Regions from separate parts of the Homo sapiens genome. Here region 2 is linked to region 1. The links are chromatin loops, found by intact Hi-C in ENCODE. Cell type or tissue: ascending aorta. All regions are shown on one strand. Each heading gives the region's core, and the rest is flanking DNA. Links, peaks and the distances in the headings are about the cores only. Region 1 overlaps MIR4713HG (MIR4713 host gene). Region 2 overlaps CYP19A1 (cytochrome P450 family 19 subfamily A member 1).

Evidence for each region. Hi-C counts contacts between places; a loop is a spot of excess contacts. Peaks named below come from ENCODE experiments on the same cell type or tissue, not always from the same donor. Only the 100,000 strongest peaks of a DNase experiment are listed, where the experiment ranks them.
Region 2: a loop joins it to region 1, with 4 times the contacts of the local background. A loop is called at or near these places in 6 of 110 quality-filtered maps.

What each region holds. Positions count from the first base shown.
Region 1 is chr15:51,156,304-51,171,478 of GRCh38, reverse strand. All of the region lies in intron 1 of MIR4713HG (MIR4713 host gene), which reads right to left. Among named protein-coding and RNA genes, the nearest start is that of TNFAIP8L3, 69 kb to the right of the region's middle. In ascending aorta, for the core only: a CTCF peak has its summit at 8,433 (motif pointing left); DNase peaks (open chromatin) are centred at 8,144 and 8,458; H3K4me3 peaks cover 772 bases; H3K27ac peaks cover 1,265 bases.
Region 2 is chr15:51,223,072-51,238,246 of GRCh38, reverse strand. It overlaps CYP19A1 (cytochrome P450 family 19 subfamily A member 1), which reads left to right. Exons shown (of 10, transcript NM_000103.4): 3 at 1,238-1,388; 4 at 10,314-10,468. All of the region lies in intron 1 of MIR4713HG (MIR4713 host gene), which reads right to left. Among named protein-coding and RNA genes, the nearest start is that of MIR4713, 12 kb to the left of the region's middle. RefSeq lists enhancers at 9,481-9,775, 9,501-9,795. In ascending aorta, for the core only: a CTCF peak has its summit at 8,220 (motif pointing left); a DNase peak (open chromatin) is centred at 9,656; H3K27ac peaks cover 880 bases.

The DNA.
Region 1 (15,175 bases), core at 5,339-10,338:
CAGAACAAACCCTCTTACAGGGTTCCTTTTAAAGCTCTTTCCCTTTTAATCGTAGTCACCAGTGTACTAAGTCCCATTCTGTGACAAGCAACAGGCTCAACATCATGGAGCTGTTTCTGTCTGTACTAAGTCTGTAAGCTGGAAACTTTGTAGGGAGAACCCACCAGGCTGTGCAAATTTCCCTGTGATGTTTAAACAACCAGCTCCAGAGGAGGAAGGAAAGGAGGAGCGGGAGAGAGGTGAGACAGGCCTCCCTGTCCCAGCTCCTGCTTCCAGGCTTCCTTCACTAGCCCCCAAGCTCCAGAGCTCCCATACTGTGCTAGGGTCCCCACACTGGTATTTGTACCCAGGCCTGTCTGCCCAGAATGCTGACTTCCACAATAGCTCTGCTCCCTCTCTCTCCCTATCGAAGCCCCAGGCCTGAGACTGCCCCACCCTGTCCCTCCGGACTTCTTAGGTCCAAACCTCATCCTGGCCCTTATTTCTATCTGGTCTCTAAGACCAGTAACTCCCACTGCCTGAGACGCCCTTTTGCATCTACCAACGAAGGTGTTAGTATCACTGTTGGCTTCACTACACTACTCAGACTTCCAACACATGAAAGACAAGCATCAAATCACACTTCCATTTCCCAACTTCCCATAGACTTTATGTGTCTAAGAAAATGCTTTCAAGTATTATGTTTTTCAGGGTTATATTTGTCACATAACTGAGATTTTACTGTACAAAGTAGGATTTCATTTCTAACACAATAATTTTTAAGTGTTTTCATTTTTATTCTCAATTTGTAGCCAAATTCTCTTTAACAATTTCTTATGTACTTCAGCATAATTGCTCTTATACTTCATGCCTATAAGTGCAGACTAATTTACATCATCAAATGATACTGTATTTTAATGATATCCATGCAGCTATCCTTAGATTTATATTTTACAAAAGTCTGTACTAACAAATGATATAGTCACATCTCTTTGCAATACTTTCTAGAGTTTTTCCTCACAAATTATTTTGTCTCTCTGTGCTATAATTCCAGTCAAAGTTGTTCCATGGTCTGAGAAACACCTATACTGGACAAGTATATTATTAGACATACCAATATCAACTTCCTTTGGGCAAATAATTTGCAAATTGTAGCTGGAGGGTGTTCCCTGAGCTGTCCCTTTTAATTGGAAACAAGGAATGAAAAAGCTGAATAAGAGTGTTACTACCAGGATGTGGACCCAGGTGAAGGGCCTAGAACTATGGACTGAAATTGCCTTGAAATGAGCTGAAATTATCTGACCAGAGAACCACGTAAGAGACCGTCAATACATTGTTAATGCTGCATCCAGAAGCAGAGGATAGATTCAGCCCATTGGGACATTGCAACCCAGACCTTAGCCATGCTGACAGAGTTTCCTGAGAACTGGGAATAAAAGAGGACCTCCTCCAGCCCCCAGTCCTGCAATTGTTTCTCCAAGGAGAGTCAAGGAGGCCCAGTTCTCATTGCTGATCTCCTCTGATGCTCTGTAGAAGAGTCCCTCTCCATGAAAAGCCAACAGAGACATCTGCCCCTTCCTGAAAGTTCTGGGTCCTCCACTCCTCCGTGTAACCAAATGTAGACCTTCCCTATCCCTGGCTGGATCTGGCCCCCTAGGCTGTTTCATGGTGCTACTTAAAGGAAGCCAACAAACAAGCTGCTTTCATAAGGTCAAAGAACACACTGGGCTCATGAGGAGACCCAGACAACTCCTAATAAAATCAGCATGGACCCAGACCTGTTCGTTTTAATTCCTGATCTGCTACCAACTGTGAGACCTTAGGCAAAAATTGCTTCACCTCTCTGAGACTCCCATTTCTCCATCTGTAAAATGCAGATAATACCAAATAGGGATATGGTGGGCATAATAAATGAATGCACAAAAGAAAAGTATGAAAACACCAAGTACAATTAGTCTGGAAATATGTTGATGCTAGCCTTGAACAGTTTGTATTACTTTCTAAAAATAAAAAAGGCTGCTAAGAAAATTTTATGAAAATTCATCTTTCTACTTGTATAATTTTCATAAAAACTCTGGAAGTGTTAGCATGTAAACAATGCCAGATATTCATTTTCTTTATAAATATCTATAATTGAAATCAGCTTTACAAAACAGAACAAACCCAAGTAAATTATATGCACGTGATTAATTACAAAATTTTTGTCTTATTAACAAAAACTTATGTAAATCTGAATTAAGAATGTAAAGAACATTCTTGAACTTTTTGATCCATTTCTTCAAGCTTCATTCTAAAAATCTTAAGAACCATAGCACTACCCCCACTCCCTGAAGCAAATCCAACTGAAGAGAGAGAACAGAGTAGAACCAAACCCACGCCTTGGAGATGCCCATGCTTAAAAAACTTCACTTGGACCAATGCTCAAAGTCACTGGTCATCAAAGAAATAAAAATTAAATCTACTAGAATGGCTAAAAATAAAAGGACTGAAAACACCAAATGTTGGTAAGGATGTGAAACAACCAGAATGTTCATCCATTGCTGGTGGGAGTGTAAAATGGTAAAACAATTTTGGAAAGATTTGTTTCTTCTACAGTTAAACATGGACCTACCCAATGACTCAGCACTTAAATTCTAAGTTTTTACCCAAGAGAAATGAGAATGTATATCCACAAAAAGACTTGTACAGGAATATTTATAGCAGCTTTATTTATAACAGTCAAACTGGAGACAACTCAAATCCAGGGAAAAGGATAAACAAACTGTGGTACATTTATAATATGGAATACTACTTAGCAACAAACGGGAAAAATCTGCTTCTATGTAATAGATGAGTCTCATAGACATTATGCTGAGCAAAAGAAGCCAATTATGAAAAAGTGCATATTATATGAGTCTATTTATATGAAGTTCTACACAAGACAAAACTATCTATAGTGAAACAAAACCAGAAAAGTGGTTGGCTCTGGGGGGGATAGACTGAGAAAGAAACTTTCTGGATGGTAGAAATGTTTTATGCCTTAACAGGAGTGAGCATATGTTCCTTAGAAGTTCTAGTGTTCTATGCCACTGTAGGATGACTCTAACAATAACATATTATTAGTTTCAAAGAGCTAGAAGGAGGATATTGAATAGTCCCAACACAAAGAAATGTAAATGTTTGAGATGATGGATACACTGATACCCTGATTTGGTCACTATACATTACATGTATCAAAACATTCCTATGTACCCTAGAAATAAATGAAATTATTATTTGTCAACTTAAAAATTTTTTAACATACCAGATTATATATTTAAGATTTGTGTATTTTACTATATATAAATTTTGTACTCTACTAGTAGGCTTGCTTTTCTCAGCAGTGTGGGTTAGCAATTCTGAAATTAATTTCTGTGTATCTTATGCTTGAGCAAATGAATAAATACATTGAGGAAAATAGGAGCCATGTTTCTTACTGTCAGAAAAAAGAGTTACAAATATGTAAAAAGGGGAAAATTAGAGTGTTCTCTGAGTTTATGGATTGGAATTAGAGGTACCAGTATGAACTTGTGTTTTTTGATACATAGATGAATAGATAAATATATTTCCTAGCTCTGTCCACCAAAAGTGTCTGGGAGCAATAACACACCTGCAGCAGTGAGTACATCTAGCACTTAGATCTTGGTTTCTAAATACCATTCTCCACTAAAACGAACGAAGAGTCCTTGAAGAAAAGTCTTGGATTCCAGGACTGGGGTGTGGAAACACAAGATGAGTTTAGGATATCTTATTTCACAAGAACCTAAGAAGATGCTCAGTGAGAAATGGGGAACATTCAATAGGACCCAGGATTAGCTTGAAGGAACTTCCATGGGCCACTGAAGGGACTCTTCTACATCTGGGACAATTTGAGCATCAATTATAATAATGTATTCTATTTCACTGAATAAAATAGGAATCCCTGAGAGCACACTGATAGAAAAATGCCAACTAGGCGGGGTGCCATGGCTCACACCTGTAATCCCAGCAGTTTGGGAGGCTGAGGCACACGGATCCCTTGAGGTCAGGAGTTCAAGACCACCCTGGCCAACATGGTGAAACCCTGTCCCCATTAAAAATACAAAAAAATTAGCCATGCGTGGTGGCGCATGTCTGTAATCCCAGCTAACCGGGTAGCTGAGGCAGGAGAGTCGCTTGAATCTGGGAGGCAGAGGTTACAGTGAGCTGAGATTGCACCACTGCACTCCAGCCTGGGCGACAGTGAGAATGAGACTCTGTCTAAAAAAAAAAAAAAAAACAAAAAAAGCCAACTAATAAATATAGAAGGGATGATAGAATTAGAAAATCATCAGTGGTTGCCAAAACTAGTTTGATAAGGGTGAAAGGTTGATGAGAAACAGAATATTTACAGTCTCAATGCATCTCCCCTCAAATTACTTATTACTTACAAAAGAGAAAATGGTAACATGGTGGAGAAATTTGGCAGACACTCCCTGTTCCATTTGCTTTGTCTACATAACAAATTACCCCCAAACTCAGCACCGTTAAACAGCCATTTATTATGCTTGTGGATTCTAGAGATCAGGAATTTGTATAGAGAACATCAAGGATGGCTTGTCTCCGCTCCATGATGTCAGGGGCCTTAGTTGAAAAACTCAAAGGCTAAACGCTGGAATCATCTGAAGACTCCTTTACCCACATGACAGCACTGGGTGTTGTGTGTGGCCGAGAACCCCAGTCCTTCCCCAGGTGGCTGGTTTGGGCTTCCTGACAGGATGGTGGCTACCTGGATTCACCACTGTGCAGTTAGTATTTTTCACTTTGTAATTGATAAATAGCTTGTAGGGAGATGGTTTGAGATTAGATGAATATCCTATCTCTTGATCATGCTTTTGGCCACTACTTTCAGCATTGCTGCAAACTCTTTTTTAAAAGGCCAATTTATTTCATAGACATGTACATTTTTTTCAAAAAGTCCAAACTCTAAACAGTGTAATTCTTGAAAGCACAGAATCCTTTAGTTTGGCTCACAAGCTTGATCTTTGAAAAAGCCCTCTGTTTTTCCAACTTGCTGGTCTTTGCTAATCAGATAGGGGTTTAAAAAAAGATATTTCATTATACTTTTAAGGGTCTATTATTATAGACTGAGCTCGAGCATCTTTTCATGTTTGAATCATTTGTATTTCATTTTCTGATAACTGTTCTTATCATTTGTCTATTTCATACTTACTTACAGAAGTTTTTAAAATATATTAAAGAAAGTAATTATAGAATAGAGAAATATATTCAGGAAAATAGCCCTTTATCAGTTACACAAGTTGCAAGCATCCTTGTCAATTTTGTGTTTGCCTTTTATCTTTTCATTTTGATTTAGTGTTACTTTTAACACAAAATTTTTTGTTGTTTCTGTTTTGTCGAATTTACTAATTTGTGTGTGGGCGTGGTTTCTTAGAAGAGCCTTCCCCATTCTGATATTATTAGTTAAATCTCCCATTTTTATATACTACTTGTATGATTTCCTTTTCATGTTTATATATTTAATCTACCTAAAATTTATTTTGGTGTAAGACCTGAGATCCAGCTTTTTTTTAATAAGATGATCCACTTGTCTCAATATCATTAAATGAATAGTCCGCATTTTCCCTAAGGGTGTAGTTTATATCGTATACTAAATTCCCATATGTATTTGGTTTGACTTTCTAGTCTGTATTATTGATTTAATCATGCATTTGTACCACATTGTTCTAATTACTATAGATTTATAATATGTTTCAATATCTGGTAGGATGTTTCCCTCCTCGTTACTCTTTTTTTTCTCACAATTTTTCTGTCCAAGAATATGCTTGCTTGTTTGTCCATGTGAACTTTAGATTCAGTTGACATGCCTAAAAACTTCTGGACTAATTTAAGGAGACTTGACATCTTCATGATATTGAATCTTCCCAAGTATGAACGTTCAAACAGTAGACCTTTCCATTGCTTAAGGCTTCTTTTGTGTCTCCTTTCTTTGCGTAGCTTAAAAGAGCATTTTAATATGTTTTTCACAAGAGCTGACCACTGTGTCTTCTTGCCCTGTCCTGTAAGAGCCAGCCCCCATTTGTTGCCATTTCTGGACATTTTTTTTTTACAATAAAGCAACATGGATGTGGAGTTTTAGGATGAGTATACTAAAGTTTCATTAAAATATAGTAATGTGGGCTAGACACAGTGGCTCACGCCTGTAATCCCAGCACTTTGGGAGGCTGAGCCAGGCGGATTACCTGAGGTCAGCAGTTCGCAACCAGCCTGGCCAACGTGGTGAAACTCCATCTATACTAAAAATACAAAAAATCAGCCAGGCATGGTATCAGGTGCCTGTAATTCCAGCTACATGGGAGGCTGAGGCAGGAGAATCGCTTTAACTCAGCAGGCGGAGATTGCAGTGAGCCGAGATTGTGCCATTGCACTCCAACCTAAGCAACAAGAGCAAAACTTCGTCTCAAAAAAAAAAAAAAGTAGCAATGTGCTATTGCACCTACACTTTCAAATTTCAAGTAGAAAACAATACTTCTGGTGATGCTGAGAAACTCAATACCATTCCTCAGAGAGCCGTGGCCATCAGCAGACAAATTTATTTGGGGGGTATTTTATCTGTTTCATCGCTATTACAAATGGATTCTTTTCTCCAATCTTGTCTTCTGCCTGATTGCTATTTATATATAGTTAAATGGGTTTATAGGTTCTCTAAGCATATTACTTAATGGGAGGAAGAGAATTTAATTTCTTTCTTATAACAATCACCAACCATAATGGTAGAAAATGAATCTCAGGCTACATACCAAAAAGAACTTCAGGCAGTTCTTTTTTCTTTTCTTGATAGAATGAAATATTAATAGAACATTCAGCAAATTGGCTTTTAGACTGTACATATAACTATTCAATAAGTAAATCTTAGAAAAAATAAAAACAGCTTCCACTTGTATTAACTGTATCAGCCCCAGTTAATACTAGTGATGAGATAGAGAGATAGAGGGGTGAGATATGGAAGAAGATTTTGCAGTACTTGTCAAAAGTTATAACCATACATCCACTTGGGGTGTGGCCTTTGCAATCGTTGCACTGCCTTAAAAAAACTCTTTTTTTGGCCAGGCACAGTGCCTCACACCTGTAATCTCAGCACTTTGGACGGCCATGCTGTGTGGCAGACCCCAGCAGCCCACAGCAGTGAAAAGTGCTCTCCATGCTAAGGTAGTGCCCAGCACAAGCCATGTAGACTCCAGCCTCAGCCAGCTCTGGACTCTAGGCTGACCATCACCACCCCGGTTTAACGGGACAATTAATAGCCTGCTTTCCGCCAGAGACAGAAGTGGAAAATCAACTACGGAGTTTTAACATTCTTTAATTATGGACACGACCAGCTTCAGGAAACCACTGATTTCATAATGGCCTCCTCCCAGTGAAGCAGCTGTTGGGCACATAATCCTGGGCACAAGGCACTCAGGGCACCGCGTTGGCTTCTTCACAGAATGGCCACTGGGGGTGCTTCCTGACTCCATAGGAGGGGCTAGAGCATGCCCCTCCACACTCAGTAAGCAAAGATGGATCCTCCTCAAATGTCGCATTTGCCACAAGAACCCTCCAAAGCTAGCATGCTTTTAAAAATTAATCAACTTTTTCTTCAAGAGCGGCCCCTTTTTAAAAGAGATCTATTGATGTACAACATTTGTAAAGTGATTTGCAATTTTCGGTCTCCCTTGCCCTCTCCTTATCCAGTCTTAAAATAACTTCAAGAGGGAGGTGTTATGCTAATCCTTAGTTTACAGGTGAGAAAGCTGAGATCAAGGAGGTTCAAAGGCTTGCCTGAGGTTCCACAGCTGGGAGACAGAAACGTCTATAATTGGCTGTGGCCCCTGGGGGTGGCCAACTACAGGGTGGCTGCTGCTATCTGGGTAGCACAGGGGAAAATAACAAAGTAAAATTGTCTGCTTCTGTTCACACAGCTTAAAAAAACCTCTGTCCATCTTCCAATGGTTGATAAAGCAACCTGCAGAGCAAGGCTTTGCTTCTGTTTTGTGTGGAAATCTAGGTAGGAGGAAAGAGACAAACGGTGTAGTGTCCCAAACCTCAGGAAAAGGCAGAAATAAACTCCATGAAACCACAGGAGAGAAGCTGAGACAGATTGACAGAACTCCGAAAGAGAAACTGCCAGAACCCAATGAGTCATGAGCTCTTAAACGGAAAATCAGGCTGCATAGTGCCTGCTTAGATAAAAGAGATAATTAGATCTTTTGTTTGTATATTTATCCTAAATGGCTTCTCCACTCTTTGACGATATCTTTGCTAAGATTTCCACTGTTTTATATAATGAAGTTTTATGGGATTTTTTTTTTTTCAAAGAGGAATCTATTTTTATAGAGCTGGAATATTGTGAGGCTAATTTTGTATCTCAAAAAAGCAGGCTCTCTGCAGGGGAGGCAAGTGAGTCTCTGTCGCCACCTAGTGGACATTGCTAAATGGGAGCCAGCGGAGAAGGCTCCCCATAGGCACTTGGAGCCCCCAGTCACATTGCACCAAGGACAGACATGTGACAGCCACTGAGGGGCCAAAGCAGTCTTAGCAGGCCAACCCACAATTGCGTGTCATTTCTGATTAGAAGCACATCTCATTTAAAAGATCTTCAAACATTGCTTTTAGCATTTGTACCTAGAGTGAAGCATCACAGATTAAGACCAGGTGTGGTCTCAGCTGGTCCATGTGTCCTGATCCCTGTCTGTTCTCCAACATTATTTTCATATATTCCCCTTAACCACAGTCCTGCTTTGTTGACTTCAACATTCAATCCAGTATATGGACCATTTGAGCTGACCATATTCTAGGTCCCAACCTGAAACTGGTTCTTTCTTCTGGCTTTCCAACCCTGCCTTCACCTATGACATGCCACCATGCTACTTCTCCAGCTACTAAGGCCTGTCATCTAGGCCTGTCTAGAAAGCCAAAAAAATATTTTTCACCCCTTTTCCTCCTGGAGCCACGCCCTGACCTTTATGGCCTGAATTCTGGATTCGTTCATTTATTCGACACGTTTTGACTGGACACCGACTGCTGTTATTTGCAGCTGCAGCATTGTAGAGAGAAGAGGCCAGTATGGCCAGTGGAATCAGGAGAGGACATCTTTACAGATGGCTTTAAATAGGCAGCCCAGGTGGAGAAGAAGAAATAGTTTCGTTGCTGGGCTTGAGCAGCATGATCTCTTTCCAGTTCAATCCACCATGCCTCCTCAACCTGACTTCTCTCCTTTATTCCTTGACTCAAAATCCTTCAAAGTTCCCTCCTGCATCCATGCAGCTCATCCAAGGAGTCTGCATTATCCTGTGCTCAGAGATACAAACAGGGGTGGGATTCAGTTCCTGACCTTAAATTGCTCAGCATGAGGAAGACAGACCAGCAGACCCAGGGTGTGGAGACAGCTGCCTAAGGCTGGGCTAATGAGTGTCTGGGGAGCCAGAGAGGGTGAGACCAATTCTGCTGGGCAGCAGGGAGAGGCTGGCCAGGGGAGGTTCCCAAGAGAAGGTGACATTCATACTGGATGCTGAAAGATGGATAGAAGTTTATCAGCAAGAGGAGGGGGAAGGAAATGTGAAGCAGAGAGCATTCTGGGCAGAGGGAATGGCAAATGAAAAAGCACAGAGTTATGGAAGAGTTAGGGGTCAGGGACATTGGTCCTTCTGCACACCCAGGAAAGGAGGTGCACAGCTAGGGCAATAATGACCCAGATTCCAACCACAACACTGGATGTGATGGCCATATGTTCATCCCCACCATGTGGGTTTAACATTCCTGAGGTTCCCTGAGGCAACAAGAACTAATAATGAGGTTTCAAATGAATACAATCCCATGCAGTCACTTTGAGTCTCATTTCCCCTGCCGCTGCACTGATCTGGCTGGGGTTGTCTGGGCCCAGCCATTGTCATCATCTCCGACTCTGGAAGCAAGGCTCATATCTACAAGTCACTGTGTGGACCGAACAGTGTGAGTTGTGGGACTGAGGCATTGATTTCCCAGCTGTGGCATTGGCAGATGATGGCTTAGATGAGTTTTCATCTTGCTCACTTTCAACTTGCTCTCAGTTACAGAGAGCTGCCTCACCGAAAGATATGTCCCCTTCCAATAGATAACCCCTTCCCATAGACAATCCACATCTAATAGATGGGTAGATGCAGGGGGCAAGGCCTGGACCCCTGGTTTTCGTACAGCAAAACTCTGAGGGACCATCCTAGATCCAGACCCCCAGTGGGATTGGCTGAAACCTTTGTCACATTTGCATCACGGCCCAACTCTGTCTTCCCAATGTTGATCCCAAGGGCATACTCCAGTCAAACTTCCACACACAAATCTGTCTCAGAGTCTGCTTTTCAGGGAATGATTCACAACAGATAGCTTAAGAAGCCTGGTTCCCATTCAAACAAGATCCTACAGGATGGACATAGACCCAGAGACCTCACTCAGAGGAAACTGAAAAACAATTCTGCTTCCCCCAGTTTAGCCCTCGCTCAGTTAAAATCTACTAGGAAATAGATTTCTTTTCCCCTAGAGGTTTGGGAAATTTGTTTGGGAAATTAAAATTGCTTTTTCACAAGCAAGACAACTAAGGGAATTGAGAGCTCCCCCGGGGGTGAGCCGAGATGAAGGCCCTCCTGTGAGGAGATATTGCCAATATACTTAAGAGCAAGAATTTCTATAAATAGCCCCTCGGAATAAAGGAGATGGTATTGCCAGTAACTGCTCTATGACTTCACTTGAAAGCCTCAACAGCAAAGTGATACATATTATAGACAAAAGAGCCAGTCAAACTCGTGTCCGCCCAGCCGGCTCAGTGCCATGGGAGGGCATCCACTCAGCTGCCAGTCCCCGAGGGCAGGGGCCAGGAGCCCAGCTGGTTCCTTTGGGCTCCACTGTAAATGTGGAATTCTAGATAGACTTTTAGTGTCTCTCACAGTCTAGGTGTTTCTCTGGGTGGGGAGTGCTCCTCAAGTCTCTGCTTTTGCAAATTGACTTCAAATGGAATTTAGAAACTTGCTCCCATCCCTACACCACTTTTATCTCCTCCCTAATCCATCTTCTCAGCCCCCACACCATATCCCTGCCCCCCTCTGAAGGGTGGGTCCTCAGAGGTCTATCAGGGAGAACACATGTGCCCTCTGGTCCACTTGATCAGCTGAGACATCTTACCCAGGGCTTACCTGTCAGCTGAGATGAACCTGGCAATGTCACTTCAGAGGCACCAGCAAGGTGTGTCTGAGAGCGAGTGCTGGGGGAGACCTCCAGCCATCTCACCAAGCACCTCTTTTACTCCATGGGAAAAGGAGGTCCAGGGAAGTGAGGTGATCAGAGCCCAGACTGGATTCCTAGGCCAGTGCCCTTGGCACCGGACACTCTGTCGAGCTGCTTTCATCGCATATTATTTGATCACATATTTAGTCAATCACCTTAGTGAATAAATGTTAAGCCCCTAGCATGGACAAGCACAGAGGTAGGTTCACTACAAAGAATTGGGAAAGTCTTGGTGGTGCATGGTGTGACGCCAGAGGCAGGCACACCTAGGAGGATATGGTGGCACACTCTGGAGAAGCACCCAGTGTCTGCAGGAGGCCTTAGCTCCAAGAAATGATGGGTGAAGACTCAGAAAGGCCAGACGAAGGGCCAGGGACAAGTGTCTCTACCTTACAACTTGGCCAGGGGCAGGCCTGACATTCACTCAGCCTCCAGTGTCTAAGAGCAGAGAGTGGGCACTGCTTCCCAGGACCGGCTACATAATTTGCAGGGTCTGGTGCAAAATTAAAATGTGAGGCCCTTTGCTAAAAAAATATTATGCATTTCAAAGTGGTGCAGCAAAGCATTAGACCAAGCACGGGACTCTTCTAAGTATGAGACCCTGTGTGACTGCCGGGGTTGCACGCCCAGGAAGTCAGCCCTGCTCCTACTCAACTTCACCATTTCATTCATGAAGCCAAGGAATGCCAGGCCTCCCATCACCCAATCCAGACACATCCTGAACAAAGGAGGAAGCTGAGACCTACGGAGGTAAAATGACATGTCTATGGTCTCTCAGCTGGTCAGTGGCTGCCTAGTGTCCTTAAAATTTAGCTTCGTCCTGCTTTGGCTAATCAGAACCATACCATATCTATTTGTCTAATTGTTGTGTGCTTGTTTACTTTCTACTAGGAAGCCGGCTATATACAGGATAAAAAGAAGAAAATATGTCCCCTTTATCAAAGAACAAGGTGAAAACACCTGAGGGCAGATCCCTTTACCAGCCCCAGACTCTCCAGCCACCCTTGCTGATTCCTCTTTCTAGGGAAGCAGCCTAGGCCCACCCGAGAAGACCCCCCAGTATCGCCCTCCCTCCCGGGCTCAGGCATAGTACGTGGCACTCCAGGGTGTGAAGGGCACCTGCCTATGGTATAGGCTCACCCATCTGGAGATGGCATCATCCTTGGCAAGGATAGGGGGTGCAGAGCCACAAATCAGGCCTCATAGTCCCAAGGAGGAATGGGTCAAGCAAGCTGCTTTGTCCTTGCACCTTCCATAGGCCTTGGATGTCATGTTGTCACTCCTGGAAGGACCTTGGAGATGAGTAGAGCAACCCTCCCATTTGACAGATGACAGACCTGAGGCCCAGAGGGATGTGTAGAGTCGCAACAAGAACTAAGGTCTCCTGTTAGACAACCCAACTCCCCAGATGCCAATCTCAGCCTATAAATCATGTGACCATATTCCTGGCGGTACTTCCTTCTTTACAGCATAGGAAGGTGGGGGGGAAAAGAGGGACAAGAGGGCGTGATAGAAGGGACTTCCAAACCAGGAAGTCAGTGCCCCTGGCCAGGTCTGCTGTCTTCCAGTTGTGCAAACTTTGCCTTAGTTTCCTTATCTACAAAATGAGGCTACTAATATCTACCTCAAGAGTTGGACTACATCGGCAAGATGCCTAAGCTGCCCAGAAGAGACTTGCCATTATGGCAGGTGCCACACCCTTCTTTCTCCATTTCTTACTCCATGTCAGTGGTCCCAGTGGGGACAACATTCAGATCTATACACTTCTCATGGATGGTGTTAGGTGACACATCCAAACATCGTTGTATTGCCTGTTATACATGGAGCTTAAGAACCTTAGGAGAAAACATTTTAATCATGCATTTAATTAGGATTCCAACTCCTAGGGGCAAACTGGGAGTCAGTGGGAGGTGGGGAGAGATCCTTATTTTGAAGCAACAGAGGCCTAGGACCACATCAGACACTACTAAAATGTCCAGAAATCCATGAGGGAAGCAGGAACTCTAACAGGATTGCTAAGACTGTGCTCAAGCAGGAGGAGGCTAACAAGGTAGTAAGATTCAGGAGTTCCCATTAATGGGTTTCATGGATTCCCTCAGGCCGCTGAGGCTGCAGTTGCCCCCATACACTCTGCCATGAGGAAGCCCAAAGAGGTCCCTAAGAGTGGGGGCTCCAAGATGTTCTGGTCAAATGACAGGCAGTCGGCCATCACCGTCATGAAGCCCTTTCTCTGCTGGCTTCTGGCCTTGGAGGCTCTCCTGAGTGTGGACTGATACCTCCTTTCCTGCCCCCTCTCACTGATCACAGTGCCTTTCAAAATGAGGTGCACCTGTCTGTGGTTCCCAACGCCCAGGCACCTCCCTTCCGAGTCAGCCAGGAGCCCTCACCGAGCTGCTTTCCCCAGAGCGCCCACCCTGCCACCCCTCCCCCAGCCAGCCCCAGCCCTGCCTCCCACTTTGTCCTGGACACACAGGTCATATTTTCCTGCAATGATGACAAAGGGTGCTGTGATTTGAGGGAACATACTTCATGCAGATCCCTAGTGGTAGACATTTGTGATTTTGTTGACCCTTTAGGAGACTGGGGAATGTTCCTTCCTCAAGGAGAGGTGGAATCTTGGGAGGTCTGAATTCAGCACAGATTAGAATGGCAGAGTAGTTAAAGCAGGATGTGGAGCCTGATCTGCCTTCCAATCCTGGTTTGGCCACTTACCCATCTGGTCCCTCACACAGGTTACTACACCTCTCTAAGCCTGCATTTCCTCATCTGTAAAATGGCCAGAACGACAATCCCTTCTATGGAGGAGTGAATAAGAAGGCTCGAGTAAAGAACTCTGCACTGCGCCTGGCATGCAAGGAGCCCTTGGTAAACATGCAAAGCAGTGGCTGCTCTGGATAATCCCCAACGTTCTCCCTATCTAGTCCCTCATGCAACCCACTTGCAAGATTACAACAGCTTCTTCACTTGACTCCCCCCAAACACAACTGGGTGGCTTAAGCAACAGAAATTTATTTTCTCACAGTTCTTGGAAATCCAAGATCAGGGTGTCAGCATGGTCAAGTCCTGGTGAGGACTCTCTTCCTGGCTTGCAGACAGCTGCCTTCTCACTGTGGCCTCATGTGGTGGGGAGAGAGACCAAGCTCTCTGCTGTTTTTTCTTATTAAGCCACTGATCTCATCATGCAGGCTCCATCCTTGAGACCATATCTAAACCTAACTACCTCCCAAAGGCTCCATCTCCAAATATCATCACATGGGGAGTTAGGGCTTCAACATATGAATTTGGGGGGGACAATTGATTGAATCACATCACTTCAGAAATACCCACAGGTAACATTCACACTTCTTGGCACGATAGCCAAGCCCCAAGTGTGCAATAAGGCCTCACTCCCCTTCTGGTTCATCCCTCCCTGCCCCCTCCTCCAGGTGTATTTCATCCCCTCCTGCCCTCGCTCCTACTGACTGTCAGCTTCAAAGCTCTTTGGACCCAGAGACATCCTCCCCTCTCACGGTCCCTCTCCTTTAGGAAGTTCTTCCCATCCCATCCATGGGAGCCTATCACACTTCTGTGGTCCCTCCATGCTAGCCTGGACCTCTCTCCCACAGCAGGCCTCTTGCTGGGGTTTGTAACACAGGCCTGTCTCCCCAAAGGAGAAGAGGGAAGAACATCATCCTGGTCATCTCTGTGCACTCCCCAGTGCCTGATACAGCATTGGATGAGTGTTGTTGGATCAATGAATGGAATCATTAAGTAATTATCAAATTATTCCAGATAAGTACGAGTCTCTACCCTCTACATTTCAGACCCAGCATTGTAGACAAGGAGAACAGGGAGAGAGCCCCAGGTGCACACATTCCTGTGCTAAGAGCAGCATTTTAAGGGTAACAAGCAGCCAGCTGTGCCCCTG
Region 2 (15,175 bases), core at 5,125-10,124, 67 kb before region 1:
AGTCATCTACTGTATAATGTAGTGTTACTAAAATAATCACAAGATTAATAACCTTAGACCATATTTTGGTTCTGTAGGTATTAGCAAAGATCTTTTATTTAAAGGGAAAAAAGAGCTGACAGTCTTGCTCATATTAACTCAGCTATTACAAAGTAAAAGACTAAACACTGTTTGCTGTGTTTGGGATTAAACATCCAATTCAGATGATTCAAGCAAAAGCTTACACTATGTATATTATTACACAACTTTTGCCCGTAAGGTGAGAATGCTGTTTCACGTAGTTAGGCATGTTTTGGCTTCAGAATGATTTCACTGACAGAATGGAATTAAAGGAGAAAGATTTAGAAAAACTGCTACTTGTCAACTCCTGAAAACATTCTAAAACTTTTTAATCTAACGTTTTACCAACACCAGTAAAATCAAGCTACCAAGGTTGTTCTCTGATATAAGCAGCACCAAATTCCCCAGTTGTTCCCTGGACGCATGTTCTTTACAATTCTGCCATCCTCTGCATAAGCAAGATTGTAAGCAGCCACTACTCTCGGCTAAAACCAGATCATGGGACTCAAACTCCAATCTAGAGGTTCAAAGACCCATTGCCTGACTCCCCATCTCTTAGCTTTATTTTGCCTAATGAGATTTAGCTTAAGAGCCTTTTCTTAAACGGAGTCTTTTTTGAGGGTAACAAAAGAAATAGATGTTCTTGGATTGGACATTCTCCTTGTAGATCTTGTTTCTTTCAGTTGAAAGATTTCCTACAAAACTACAGACCAGTTTTAACCCACCCATTGTGTCAACCGGGGCACTCAAACCAAAAGTTTCCAGAAAAAACTAGGCGCCAAACAGATCTGCCAGATTGTCACTCATCAGTGTTTCCATGTTTGCTACCAAATGCACCAATTGACTTGTATTAGAAACTCACTGATACCAGTTAACCTGGGAAGAAATTAGCACACACACCCCAGTTCATTCAGACTGAAATGATTGAGACCAAATAAAACTAGTGTGGTATGGATACTGAACTCCTTTTTACTCATGGAGAAGTGAAGAGCCTCATGTTAAGCGTGAGGCTTTTGTTTTGTTTTGTTTTGTTTCAAATCACTTTATTCGTGATTCACAGATATACATCACATGTAAAGAACACTTAGCTATAAAAGAACAAAAACAGGAGTAACACAAAACAGTTGCAATTTTTGGTGTAACTAAGATGTTGCTTATGCTCTGACACCTGTCCTAGGTCCTGGCTACTGCATGGGAATTGGACCCCTCATCTCCCACGGCAGATTCCTGTGGATGGGGATCGGCAGTGCCTGCAACTACTACAACCGGGTATATGGAGAATTCATGCGAGTCTGGATCTCTGGAGAGGAAACACTCATTATCAGCAAGTGAGTCTGTTCATAATCGAAGACATACTTTTTAAATCGAGGCTGGAGTTTTTTCCACTTAAGACAACTTTATTTTGAATCTTGATGTCTTTGTTTCTAACGCTATATTTTTACCACTGAAATGAAGTGAGCAATCCCCAGAAATCTAACATTGCAAACAGAATAATTGGGTTTTGCTTGAATTGAAGCCAGCAGTACATAAATAACTAACTCTGGAAAGTTGGGAAATTATTTACAATCTCTGTGAGCAGTGAATGTGGAAACTTAGAAGCCAGATAATTTGATTTTGACAAAACATACTTTAGGGAGAGGTGTTATCTTTTCTGCTTTCCCAAGTTTTTTGGTCTTAACCACAAATAAACATTAAAAAGAACCAAGCCAAACAAACAAAGAAAAAACCCACAGAAAACAAAAATAAAACCCGAGACATCACTGCACTATAGTCTGGGTGACAGAGTAAGACCCTGTCTTTTAAAAAATAAAACAAACCTGAGGCAGAGGTATCTGATTAGCAATTTGCTAATTTATTCTCCTGCCAAGCAACTGAGCACCTCTAAAAGAGCAGATGGTAAGCCGACCTTGGCTGAATCCGATTAAAGTAAAGAAAAAGGAAAATAAAAGAACAAGACAGTAGAAAAAGAAGTAATTCACATGCTGCTTTCCCATTTATGACTTTATGCGAGTATCCCGGTGGAGTGATCTTACATAAATCAGGAACAATATTACCCATTTAAAAAAATAGTGTCCTCCCTCTCTGCATTATTATATTTTGTGGATAACTAGCAGATTGAATTAGCTCTATGGTTAACTAAATAGGAATTGACTATAAGGAACTAGTTTGGTGAAATACTTGTTTTCTTGTTTATTGATCTTAGAAAATGGAGAATTTCAAAGATGGCGTATTTCCCTAGACTTTCAGCCAGCTTTAGTAGACTTTTAGCAAAGCTATCTGCAAACATTGTCTCATTAACGCATGTTTATATTCGTAATCCCTGATAGCGCTTTACCCACAAACTAAAGCTGACCAGGGTGTTTTACCAATTTGTTAGAATTATTCATTCAGATACAAAGACTATAGCTCAAAAGTAAGTGAAGCTTTTCTAAACTACATAATTTTTTCAGGTCAAGATTACATACATCATCTCATAAAATACCACGGTATCCTCAAAGCCCAAATATTTGAAGCAGATATTGAAAGAAGGGAGCAGGGGAGAAATTGGTATTATTTTAATACTTCTAAATATTTCAAACTATCCAAAAAGAATTTTTTTGACCTGGGATTTTTGTTTGTTTGTTTCATTCAGTTTTGTGTTGTAGCACTTTTAAGAGTAGCTGAGGCAGACCTCACACAACTAAACAGAAATGGCTTCAGGTGGAAACATCATTTCATTGGGTTCATTGTGAAGTACTCTAATGCAGTAGTTTTCAAAGTGTGGTCCTTCAACAAGCAGCATCAACAAGCCTGGGAACTTGTTAGCAATGCACGTTCTTGGGCCCCACCCTGACCTACTAAATGAGACAGTCTGGGGTAGGACCCGCGATCCGTGTTTTAACAAAGCCTGCAGGTGATTCTGCTGCACACTTGAGTTTGAGAACCACTGCTCTAAGAACTAGATCATAATTACTTTTTTATTTTAATTCTCCTGGTCTATTAGGCTCTAGTCAGCCAAATTTAAGTGACTATGATACGTTCTTGATACGTTCTCATTTTAAAAATCAGTACTTGAGTCACTTTTACAACTGGCTATGGTCTCACAAATATCCTGGAAGCACTGGTGTTTGGGTTTGGGGGTAGGGACATTTGCCGCTGCTCTTTCATTTCCCCGCACAGCCACCTGCCTTTCAGCTCTCCCCAGCCCAGGGTCTGCCTTCCCCATCACCTCTTTCCCTCAGCAGACAGGTGAAGTGACCCCCAGGATATTTATCTAGAAGGATATCTACCTGCTGCCCAGGATCTAGCACAGTGCCGTGCCTCTCACCCTAGCTGTACCTTAGAGTCACCCAGGGAGCTTTTCAAAGCCCCACTGCCCAGGCCACACCCCCACTTTTAGATCAGAACCTCTGGGGGTAGGACTCAGGCATCAGTGGTGTTTAATACTCCCCTGGGAGTTTGAGAACATTCCATCTAGAGAGAGGGTGGAGGAGGAAGCTCATGGGGCAGGAGGGCCTCTCCCCGGGGTTACAGGAAGCAGCGATGCAGGACTGGTTTTGTCTTATGCTAAGGTGGTGGAGGTTTAAGACTAGAACTGGAGTAAAGAATGATAGACTTGAGAAAGGACCACAGTACCAGGACAGAAATCATTCTGAGATACTAGATATTTCGATGCTAGATTCTTAAATCTCCAGAAAAAGTCCGTGAATTTCCAAAGACAATTCCTGAAGTGCTTGCTCGTTACAGTGGGGGTGGCATCTGACCACTCCGCTAGTCTTAATTAGGAAACTGACTCCAACAACCCCGACCGACTCAGGCGCTGGTGCACGCTGAGACGCAGCCACAACCCACCCACACTACCATCAGCTCTCCCAGTTCTTTCCTTTTCCTGTCCTCTCAGGCTTTTCACTTGTTGGAGTCTTTGTGTTCTCTTTAATTGCCTCAGAGCAGTTCAATTTTGTTGTTAAAGGCTGAGCTCCCCGCGGGAATAGGACATGTTTGTCCCCATCTCCTTTCCTTGCCTGCTCTTCAAGTCCCTTCCAGCACTCCCCGTACCTCTTGAAAAGACCCCATTGGACCTCAGAAAGATTTTTATTTTTATTTGAATAGTTTGCCAGATTTTTTTTTTCTTTTGAAAAGTTTGAGGTCTGTAGTCATTACAACTGTGTAGAAATTATGGTCCAACTTTTCCAACCAGCTTCGTCCCAAAGTAGTAGGGGCTGCAGAACTTCAGGGGAGAAGTCAGGCATGTGCGCTGCTGAGATGCCGCGTGTGCCACTGGGGGCGTGGAGGCACGGTCCATCTGGTGAGCTGTAGATGATGTGTGCACCGTTCCCCAGGCAGCTACCCAGGCAGCTGTACTCTAAATTAATGAAGGTCTGTAGGTGCTGCGTATGACACTATATGTCCATTATATGTCCCTAGATTAGTTTTTGTCATGAATACAAAAAAAATTTATGTATCACTCATAAAGGGAAATTAGCAATTAGCATGCTAATTTGGGTTATATTTGCATATCTGTTAGCAATTAACATACTAATTAGGGTTATATTTTTACATCTGTCTTAATAATGTGCAAATTTACACATCATTTACAGGGGCTTCCTTCATTTATTCTGTGAATATACATTTACTGAGAATTTATTATATACTAAGCACTGAATGATTCTAAGTTGTAATAGTCATTATTGGCTCTTCATCCATTAAATATTTCTTGAAAACTTACTATGTATAGCAGCAGGTATTGTTCTAAACTCTGGGAATACAGCAGTGGACAAACCAGCCAAAATTCCTTTACCTCATGGAGCAATATGTCGTCACTAGGTCAACAATAAACAAGTAAAATATATAGTGTATCAGTAGAGTGACCAATTGTTTCAGTTTGCCTGGGACCAGGGCCTTTCCCAGGATGTGGGACTTTCAGTGCTGAAACTGGCATAGTCCCGGGCAAACCAGGATAGTTGGTCACACTTATCAGGCAGATAGGTGTTACATAGAAAAAGAATAGGGAAGGAGGATGGGGGAGGACCAGTTGTAGAGACGCAGGTGTGATTGTAAACAGGTGGTTCAGGCAGCCCTCACTGAGAAGACAGCATTTAAATAAAGACCTAAAGGAAATGAGCAAGTAGCCCATGCAGAGACCTGGCGGGAAAGCATTCTAGACAGAAGGAACAGCAAGTGCCAATATTCTAAGGCAAGAACCTGAGTGGAAGAATACAGGAGATGAGAGAAGCAATAGGGTACCAAATCACGTCAGGCCTTGCAGGCCATTGTAACAATTCCGGCTTTTACCCCCTGCAAGAAAGGAAGCCACTGAAGAATTTGAGAGAGGACTGACACATATGACTCATTTATGTTTCAGCAGAATCATTCTGGCTGCTCTGTTGAGAATAGGTGCAAGAGGACAAGGGATGGGGACAGACAGACCAGTTAGGCAAGAGGTGATGGTGGCTGGTCCAGGTGGTAGCAGTAGAGATGATAAGAGATGAGGGAAAATTCTGGACATATTTTGAAGGCAAAGCCAACAGACTTGCTGACAGATTGGATGTAGGGTGTGAGAGAAAAAAAAAGAGTCAAAGTGCTGTCCAGTTTTGCATTGAATGGGGACATCGTGTCCTGAGATAGGTGGAGCAAGTTTGGGAAGGGGAGAGATTAGGGTTCCATTCCAGACATGTTAGATTTGACATGCCCAGTTGACATCTGAGTGGGATGATTGAGTAGAGAGAACTGAACCTTGAGACCCTCTAGTGTAAATAGGTCAGAAACTAGCAACAGAGACTGAGAAGAGCAGCTAGACCGAGAAGAGAAAACCAGGAAAGTGTAATGTCTGAAAACCAGGTGAAAAATCCATATCAGGGAGTAGAAAATTGTGAACCATGTCAAATACCACTGATGGGGCAAGGGAATGCATGGAGATTTCAGTACTGCATTTAGCAACAGGGAGGTCACAGGTGACCTTGACAAGAGCAGTTTCAATGGACTAGTGGGGGCAAAAGTCTGACCAGAGAAGAGAATCGGGGGAGAAGAATCAGAGGCAGCAAGTGTAGACAAGTCTTCCAAGGAGTTTGCCATAAAGAAGGCAGGAAATGGGCCAGTAGATGAGTGAGATGTGTGGGCAAAGGAATTTTGATTTTTAAAATAGGAGAAATTACAGCATGTGAGTTGTAGGGGGACTGGTCAGTTATGGAGGAAAATCAAATGATTGTTGATGGAAGAGAAAGAGTGTGCTAGGTGAGATGTGAAGAGGTCCCTGGGGACAAGTGGATGGGTTGGCCTTGAATAGGGACATGGAATTTCCATAGTAATAGGAGGGAAGGTGGAATATATGGGCACAGGTCCGGGTCGTTGGGGATTGTGGAGATTCTCTTGTAGTTGCTTCCACTTTCTTGGGAAAATTGGAAATAAAGTCTTCAGCTGGGGCTGAGTAGGGAGAATATAATAGTCATCTAGAAGAGTGAGAGAGTGAATGGGCTGGGGACATGCAGTAGCATTGCCAGCGACACTAAGGGCCCACTTGAATTTAACCGAGACCTGACAGCAGGCACGTGTGCGCTAACGTACACACATGCGCACACATGTGTGCGCATGTGTGGTTTTTCTTTTTTTCCCAGCCCACTTCAACTGCCAGGTGCAAGCACAGAATAAGCTAAGAGTTGGATTTAGCTAGAGTGTGGTCTTATCAGACAACCATGACAAAGTAAGAAGAGGGTCAAGGGAGTTGAGGATTCAGGGAAGGGTATTTTAATTTTAATGATTGACAGTAATTTTTTCCCAACTTTCTGTTAAGAAAATTGTCAAATGAGTAGGAAAATTGAAAGAGCCGTCCCCCTGCCACACTTTTCCCCCTGTGACATTGACATTTTGAAGAGACCAGGTCAGCTATAACATATCCCACATTCTGAATTTCTCTCACTGTTTCATCAGGGTGTCATTTACTATATTCATCTATTCTCTGTATTTCTTATAAACTGAAAATTGGGTCTAAAGGCTCAATTAGATTAAGGTTGCACATTTTTGCAATAACACTTCAGTAGTACTAGGAACTTCATATCACATCACATCAGAAGATGAGTAACAGGTTGTCCCACTAGCACTGATGTTAAATTTGATCACTGGTTAGGTGGTTACAGTGAGATTCCTCTGTTATAAAGATTGTTTATCTCTTGTAGTCACCTAGAATTTAAGCTGGGTAAGTGAGGATATTAGAGAAGTGAAGGACAGTGAAAAGGTGATAGGATTGATGGAACAGATCTACATGAGGCAAGTGTTTTTAAATGTTTGTTACCAGCCGGGTGCAGTGGCTCACACCTGTAATGCCAGCACTTTGGGAGGTGAAAGTGGGTGTATTACTTGAAGTCAAGAGTTTGAGACCAGCCTGGCCAACATGGTGAAACCCTGTCTCTACTAAAAATGCACAAAAAATTAGCCGGGTGTGGTGGCGGGTGCCTGTAATCCCAGCTACTCAGGGGGCTGTGGCACGAGAATTGCTTGAACCTGGGAGGTGGAGTTTGCAATTAGCTGAGATTGCGCCACTGCACTCCAGCCTGGGCGATAGAGTGAGACTCTGTCTCAAAAAAAAAAAAAAAAAAAGAAGGCACCAATTAGTCCATTAATTGCCTCCTCATCACTGTTGAATCTGCCCACAAGTGTGTGAATTGTTTAATCCCAGAACTCAGGTGGCTTTCTTCTCATCACCTAAGAGCTTACTCCCTGACTACTTTTCATTTTGAACAGACAATAGGTTTGCCATCTTTGGAGATGTCTTTTATCTTCAATCATGCTTAATGAGGGATAATAACCCTAGTGATCAGACACCCAACGCTGTGCACTGTCCCTGCTGAGGCTGGGGACTCAGCTGGACTCTCCTCAGTGCTAAGAAATCCTCACTCTCCCAAATAATCAGTATAACACTTGCCTCTGGCAGTATTGCAGGCTGGCCCACAAGCCAGAGCCAGGCCTGTCTTGACTGCCAGGAGGAGCTCTGGGCTGGGGTCCTTAGTTCATCACTGACCTTCTCTTCACTTTTCTGATTTACTCTGGTTAGATAAATCCAGCCTACTTTTAGTAAGTGACCTTGTTTTAAATTGCTCATCTGTGGCCAGTCACACATCCCTTGCTTTATCACATCGGCCTGATTAGCTTTGTCCCTAACAAGCCTGAGCTTTGGATTCAAAATAGCTGAGAAGTTGGTGCCCCCTAAAGGACACAAGAATTTTAAAGGTTGGCTCTTTATTACTAATAACTAGCAAATATTTCGTTGGGTTTGTTTTATGTTTGGAGTTTCTTACTCTCTTTTTAAAACTGATTAGCAAGTTCTTAAATGAAATGGACAGGCCAATATGATTAATGCAGTATGCAAAAGCCCCAGGGTCAGAGCAGAAAAATAGTGTTTGTCCTTTAAGTGCTTAAAATTTTTAAATATTAGTTTGTGAATAAAGAATATATAAATTACTTAATTTCTGCTTTAATTATAGAATGATGGAGGGGAAGGTAAGTAAAGCTAGAGTTTTCAAATATTTTAATTAGTAAGAATTTCATTCCTTCCTATAGCATAATTTTTCTATATATGACAAAATTTGAAACGTCAGACAAATTCCCCAGAATACAAATGGAAGCATCTGGATTTTTATTTATTTATTTATTTATTTTTGCTAGGGAGAGGCAAACATGTCCAAAACTTAGGATTATTTGATGAATATTATCTGGAATCAGATCAAGAGAATATTTAATAGTGTTTTTATTTGAAAATAGGTGGTTTTTCCTGAAATAAATATTAATAAGTTATTTATACAATAACTCTGCTTTTTTTTTTTTTTTTGAGATAGGATCTTGCTCTGTCACCTAGGTTGGAGTGCAATGGCTTGATCATGGCTCACTGCAGCCTCAACCTCCAGGGCTCGAGCTATCCTACTGCCTCAGCCCACCAAGTAGTTGGGACTACAGGCACACACTACCACACCTTATATATTATATATTATTATACAATAATAATCCTGTTCTAATTTCTTGACACTACCATTATTTCAGGGGCTTACTTTTAAAGCTTAAATAGGACTATGGAACACATCGCAGATGTGAGAGCTGGATTAATACTTAGCCCACAACCTAATACATTGAACCAGAGCAGCGCTTTTTTGGTCTAGAGTCCTCTGGGAATGTATTTCAACAGGCATTAACTGAACAACCTCATTAAGGCAAAAGTATCCTTTTAGGAGCCAAGTGTCAACTAGGAGATGGAGGAGCAAGTCTCTCCAACCTGAGAACCAATTGCAGATATTATAGTAACCACTTGCAATCTTTGAGGGTTATTTGTTCTGAAAACCTCCATAGTGGGAGAATTTGCAGCTGTGAAACAAAATTTCAGGAGACCAGAGGAGAGGGAGGACCAAAGTTGCAATTAATACATGAAATTTTGTATAAATATTAAGTTCACCAAGAAAGTAACAACAACATCTAAAATCAAGATAATACCAATGACATCTAATGCATCTTGAATTTGCATAATTGAGCATCATGCAAATTGCCCTGTCTCATGACTCATCACATCCTGTGTCGTGGGAGAACTCTGTGACCCTGGAGACTTTGATGAGTCATGATGGAAGGCAGAGCCCCAAAATAGCTTCCTTTACTACCACAGTGAACTTTGCATGCCAGTCCAGCCAGGCGCTGGCCAAGCTCAGGGCTAGAAGAAGTGCCCAAGGAGATATTTTTCAAGCCCTGACTGATACTCCACTGGAGGGGGCAGGCCTGATTAGAGACTGGAGTTGGGTGGTACTAGGCAAAACTGCTGGTTCCAAAATAGGAAAACAAGACTTTAGTAATTCCACAAACTTCTGATTCTGTGGCTCACTCTTGTAGTGGGTGGCACTTTGTGGAGTGAGGCTGGATGATACCTGGGAGGCTGGAGGTTCTTCTGGCTCTGGTGGTATGGAGGGTTCAGCTTCTTAGCAGCCTTGCAGCTCTGACTCCAGTAGTGGGTAGTATTTTGGTGAGGTTAGAGAAGAAAGAGAAGTAAGGAATGGTATATGGGTGTGTGTGTGTGTTTTCTATCTTTGGTGATGTTGAAACAGGGAGTCAGTAGGTAGAAATGATTCAACTGGAGAAGGATGTCCTCATGCTAACAGAAGTGCTTATTCAACCCGAATACTAGAAATCATGCACATTGCATTTGGAGCAACATGCATTTGCTAAGAGAGCTACCTCCTAGTCAAAATGTACCACCAGGAGTTCTCCTGACCCTTAAAAATTGACACCAAAGTTTCCTGTCTTTTCAGGTCCTCAAGTATGTTCCACATAATGAAGCACAATCATTACAGCTCTCGATTCGGCAGCAAACTTGGGCTGCAGTGCATCGGTATGCATGAGAAAGGCATCATATTTAACAACAATCCAGAGCTCTGGAAAACAACTCGACCCTTCTTTATGAAAGGTAAGCAGGTACTTAGTTAGCTACAATCTTTTTTGTCTATGAATGTGCCTTTTTTGAAATCATATTTTTAAAATATTTTATTTATTTATTTATTTATTTATTTATTGAGACAGGCTCTGACTCTATCACCCAGGCAGGAGTGACCTTGGCTCACGACCTTGGCTCACTGTAACCTCCGCCTCCCAGGCTCAGGCGATTCTCCCACCTCAGCCTCGCGAGTAGCTGGGACTACAGATGTGCACCACCATGCCTGGCTAATTTTTGTATTTTTTGTAGCGATGGGGTTTCGCCATATTTGAGACCAGGCTGGGCTCAAACTCACGGAGTCAAACGATTGACCTGCCTCGGCCTCCCAAAGTGCTGGGATTACAGGCATGAGCTATCATTCCTAGTCTGAAATCATATTTTGAATTCTACTGCAATAAAGGAGGAAGAGCTAACATTCATTATGCCTTTACTCTGTTGTAGCCATTGTTCTAAACACTTGAATGGCAGCCCCATGTGGTAAATGTTGTTATCTCCTACAATTCACAGAAAATGAGGTTAAGTAACTTGCCCAAGGTCCAAACATTAGTAAATGATAGCCCGGAATATAGCCCTGAAGCCTATATTTCTTAATCACCACAAATTCTTTTCTTCTTATTGATGTGCAAAGCAATTTTATAGGCAAAAGAAGAGATGTAGCTATATATTTAGAGTAATTTCAGTTAAGAATTTAGCATGTCACCCATATGTTTGATTTAAACACGGCCAAACAATGTGTTTGCTGAGTGCTTGACTGACAGCCCAGATGATTTAGCAGGAAGCAATTTGTGAATGAAATTAGATAATTTTAGAACTGAGAGGGACCATATCTGTCATCTAGCCTCTGATTTTAACAGTTGAGGAAATAAAGTTCCAACGAAGTTATGATTTTCACCCAGGCAAAATAGGGAGTAATGAATGAGCTGAGACCCAGTTGCAAGCTTCCTTATCCAGTGGTTTTCCCCCTTAACCTCATCATGCTGGAAATGAAACTGTTGGGGAATACACACGACTAACCCTTGACATTACTATCAAGCATAAAGAAAGATAATCATACCCTGGAAACCTTGTCAGTGGTGGAATCTGGGGCTAGATGATTTTAGGTCTGGCCCTGTCTATTCACAGCCTTCCCTCCAGCAGCCCGTGCTGTGAACCTAGGTAGCCGCCTTCCATGTGCCTGCTGAGATGGGGGGAGCTATGCCAGTACCTCTGCCCACTGGGTGTTGAGCCCAGCCTTCAGAGCTGCCCTCCCTCACCAGGACTCAGCACAACTCTTGCTGTAGACCCCAGTGTATCACTTTCCTATTGCTGCTGTAACAAATTGCCACAAACTAAGTGGCTTAAAAGAACACATTTATCTCACAGTTCTGTAGGTCAGAAGTCTGACATGGATCTCAATGAGCTGAAAACCAAGGCATAGGCAAGGCTATGTGCCTTTCTGGGGGCTCTAGGAGAGACTCTCTTTCTTTGTCTTTTCCAGCTCTAGAGGCCAGCCACATTCCTTGGCTTGTGGCCCTTTCTTCCAACTTCAAAGCCATCAACAGTGGGTTGAGTCCTTTGCACATTACATCTCTCTGACCCACCTTCTGTCATCCCATCTCTCTCTGGCTTTGACCTCGGCTTGGAAAGGTTCTTTGCTTTTTTTTTTTTTTTTTTTTTTTTTTCTGAGACAGAGTCTTGCTCTGTCACCCAGGCTGGAGTGCAGTGGCCCCATCTTGGCTCACTGCAAGCTCCACCTCCCAGGTTCACACCATTCTCCTGTCTCAGCCTCCTGAGTAGCTGGGACTACAGGTGCCCACCACCACGCCCAGCTAATTTTTTGTATTTTCAGTAGAGACGGGGTTTCACCGTGTTAGCCAGGATGGTCTCGATCTCCTGACCTCATGATTTGCCCACCTCAGCCTCCCAAAGTGCTGGGATCACAGACGTCAGCCTATAATCTTTGCCTTTAAGAACTCATGATTAGGTTTGGCCCACCCCATCTCAAGGTCCTTAACCTTAGTCATATCTGCTAAGTCCCCCTTTTCATGTAAAGTAACATGTTAGTAGGTTCTGGGGATTATGACCCAGACAAATTTAGGATGCTATTATTCTGCCTATCACTCATGTTGGGGGAGATAAATCTCCTTATACCTTATAAAACTATGGAATGAATTAATGGAAAACGTATAGGACTTAGTATTACAGGTTGTGGGTTTGCGTCCCAGCACTGCCACTTGCTACCTATCTGACCTTAGGCAAGTCACTTCGCCTTTCTGAGCTTCAGTTCCCCTATCCACAAAAGGTGATAAATGTTATGAAACTTGCACTCTAGGGCTGTTGTGAAGAACAAATGAAATAATGCTATAAGATCCCGTAGAAATGTACATTTGACTTTTTCATTTGGCTCAGGTGTATTAGGAATATGTGAACTAGTATTTAGTAGTAGTTAACTTTCACATACCAATATCCTCTACCCTGACATGCAAGAGCTAATTAAAAGAATCTCTAAGTTCATCCATTTGTTTAACACCCCACCGTTCTCATCTTTGAACTAGGTACCAAGATACAATGACAAACAAGATGTGGTTCCTGCCCTCCAGGAACTTATAATGGGGGAGAGAGGTTTGAATTAGGAAGGGGCAGCCCAGCACATCACCAAATACTACCCTAGGTGATGGTAATGCTGGCGGTGTGCCCAGAGTGATGCCAAGTACAGATGAACAGGCCATCTAAAGCACATTGAGGGGCAGGGGAGACTTTTCAGAGGAATGGATGCTTATAATGAGTTTTAAATGAAGGTAGAAGCTAATTAAGAAAACAAAAGACAAATATTCTAGGAGTAAAGAATAGGATAACCAAAGGCACAGACAAATAGATAGACATGATGCATCCAGGGCCCTGTCGGTAAGTCCTTGTGCCTGGTGCAGATACATTCAGGGACGTGGCCAAGGGGAGGGCAGGGCCAGATCACCAAAGACCTCTCAGTTAAGGCAAGGAATTGAGCTTATCTCAAAAACTATGGAGAATCACTAAAGATTTTAAGCAGAATAACATAAACATATTTGTATTTTATAAAAATCCCTCTGGTAGCAGAGAGAATGACTAATTGGAAGGAAGCAGGATTGTGAGCAGTGAGAACATTTAGGAGCTACTGCAGTGATGCAGGAAGGGTGGAGGGGAGGCTGTGGTTTCAAGAAATGTCAAAAGGGTAGACCCTACAGTAGTAGAGCCTATAGTACTTGGAAATTAAGCAAAACATCTTTGTGATTTTTTTTTAGACAGCCTTCTATAGGCAAGATCAGGGTTTCTACAAAAAGTGCTACATAACTGGACCCAAATTCATAATCTCAGGAAATAGGGGGATAATTGCTTATTGGAAAGTTCACTGTGGTGTCTGACATTTCTATAATCAATGAGGGTCCTAAGCATTTTTCAGTGAATCTCCTTTTGGAGTTAGACTCCCTGTTGGTTTTCCTGATATAGTGGAAAGTTTGGCACAAGTTTTAGTATCTAAATCAGTAACATTAATGAAAGTATTGACTTACTGGGTGAGTCTGTAGAGAAATAGTTAAGTGCAACTTAGGCAATGACCCATCTTGGGAGGTAGGGAAGGGTGGTGGCGAGGGGTGAAGAAATAGCATGTGTTTCCCAAAACTGCCGAGAAATGTGTCCATATTGATGGTATTTGCTGATTGTTGCCCAATTTTCTTTTCACTAGATAGAGTCAATACTTTTTAGCATATTTTAAAAATTAAATCATATCTACATCATACCACTGCCTATAAGCCATGTTATTACATTTTTGCCCATAAATTTGGCATGTGGCTTCAAGCTCTTTAAACACAGAGGCAAATCATGCATCGGCCTGGGAGAAAACCACAAGTGACATTCTAAGCCAACCCTTCCACACAAAGGGTTGAGTCATTTGTCCTGCTTGCTGAAGTGGCAGTCACCCAGAGAACAACATCCTGGCCTTTCATATCTGCCAAGTCCTTCCTATGGTCAGAAAGCCTGCTCCTTCCTCAACCTTCCTTCCAAGATGTATGGAAATCTCAAAAGTCTAGGACCAGTCCTCAGGCCTCCTTTCTTATTTGCAAAGTATACCTTTAGGCATGGGGATTCCGCAGCTTAACCCAGTGTGTGTGTGTGTGTGTGTGTGTGTGTGTGTGTGTGTGTGTGAGAGAGAGAGAGAGAGAGAGAGCAAGAGAGAGAGAGAGAGGATAGTCTTCTTCTGGAGTTACGTCTACAAAGTTTCCCAATATTTTTCATCTCATTTCAAAGACTCTGATGTTAACAGCAAACCTGAATAATAAAAGACTTAAAAAGAGATTACTCCTAAAAGATGCTTAAAGAAACGTAACACAAAGAGAGAAAGGGGCACTTTAAGGGTTAAACCCTCCTGTGTAGGCCACCTACCATCAGGACCCACCAGCCACTGCTCAGATATGAACAGGGCAAGAGTAAGATCAAAGCCAGTTTACTCTATTTTCATTCATTCATTCATTCATTCATTCCTCTATTGAAAAAATATGTATGAAGGCCCCCATGGACCATCAGCTTGAAGTGCAATGCTAATGAGTGGCTGTCACTGTCCTTAAAGAGCTCTCAGTTCAGTGAGGGAAGACTGGTAAGCAAGCAAGGAATTGCTTAGCTGTCATGCCATTGGCTGAGTAAAATAAACCTGGAAGTAGTTTGAAGAGA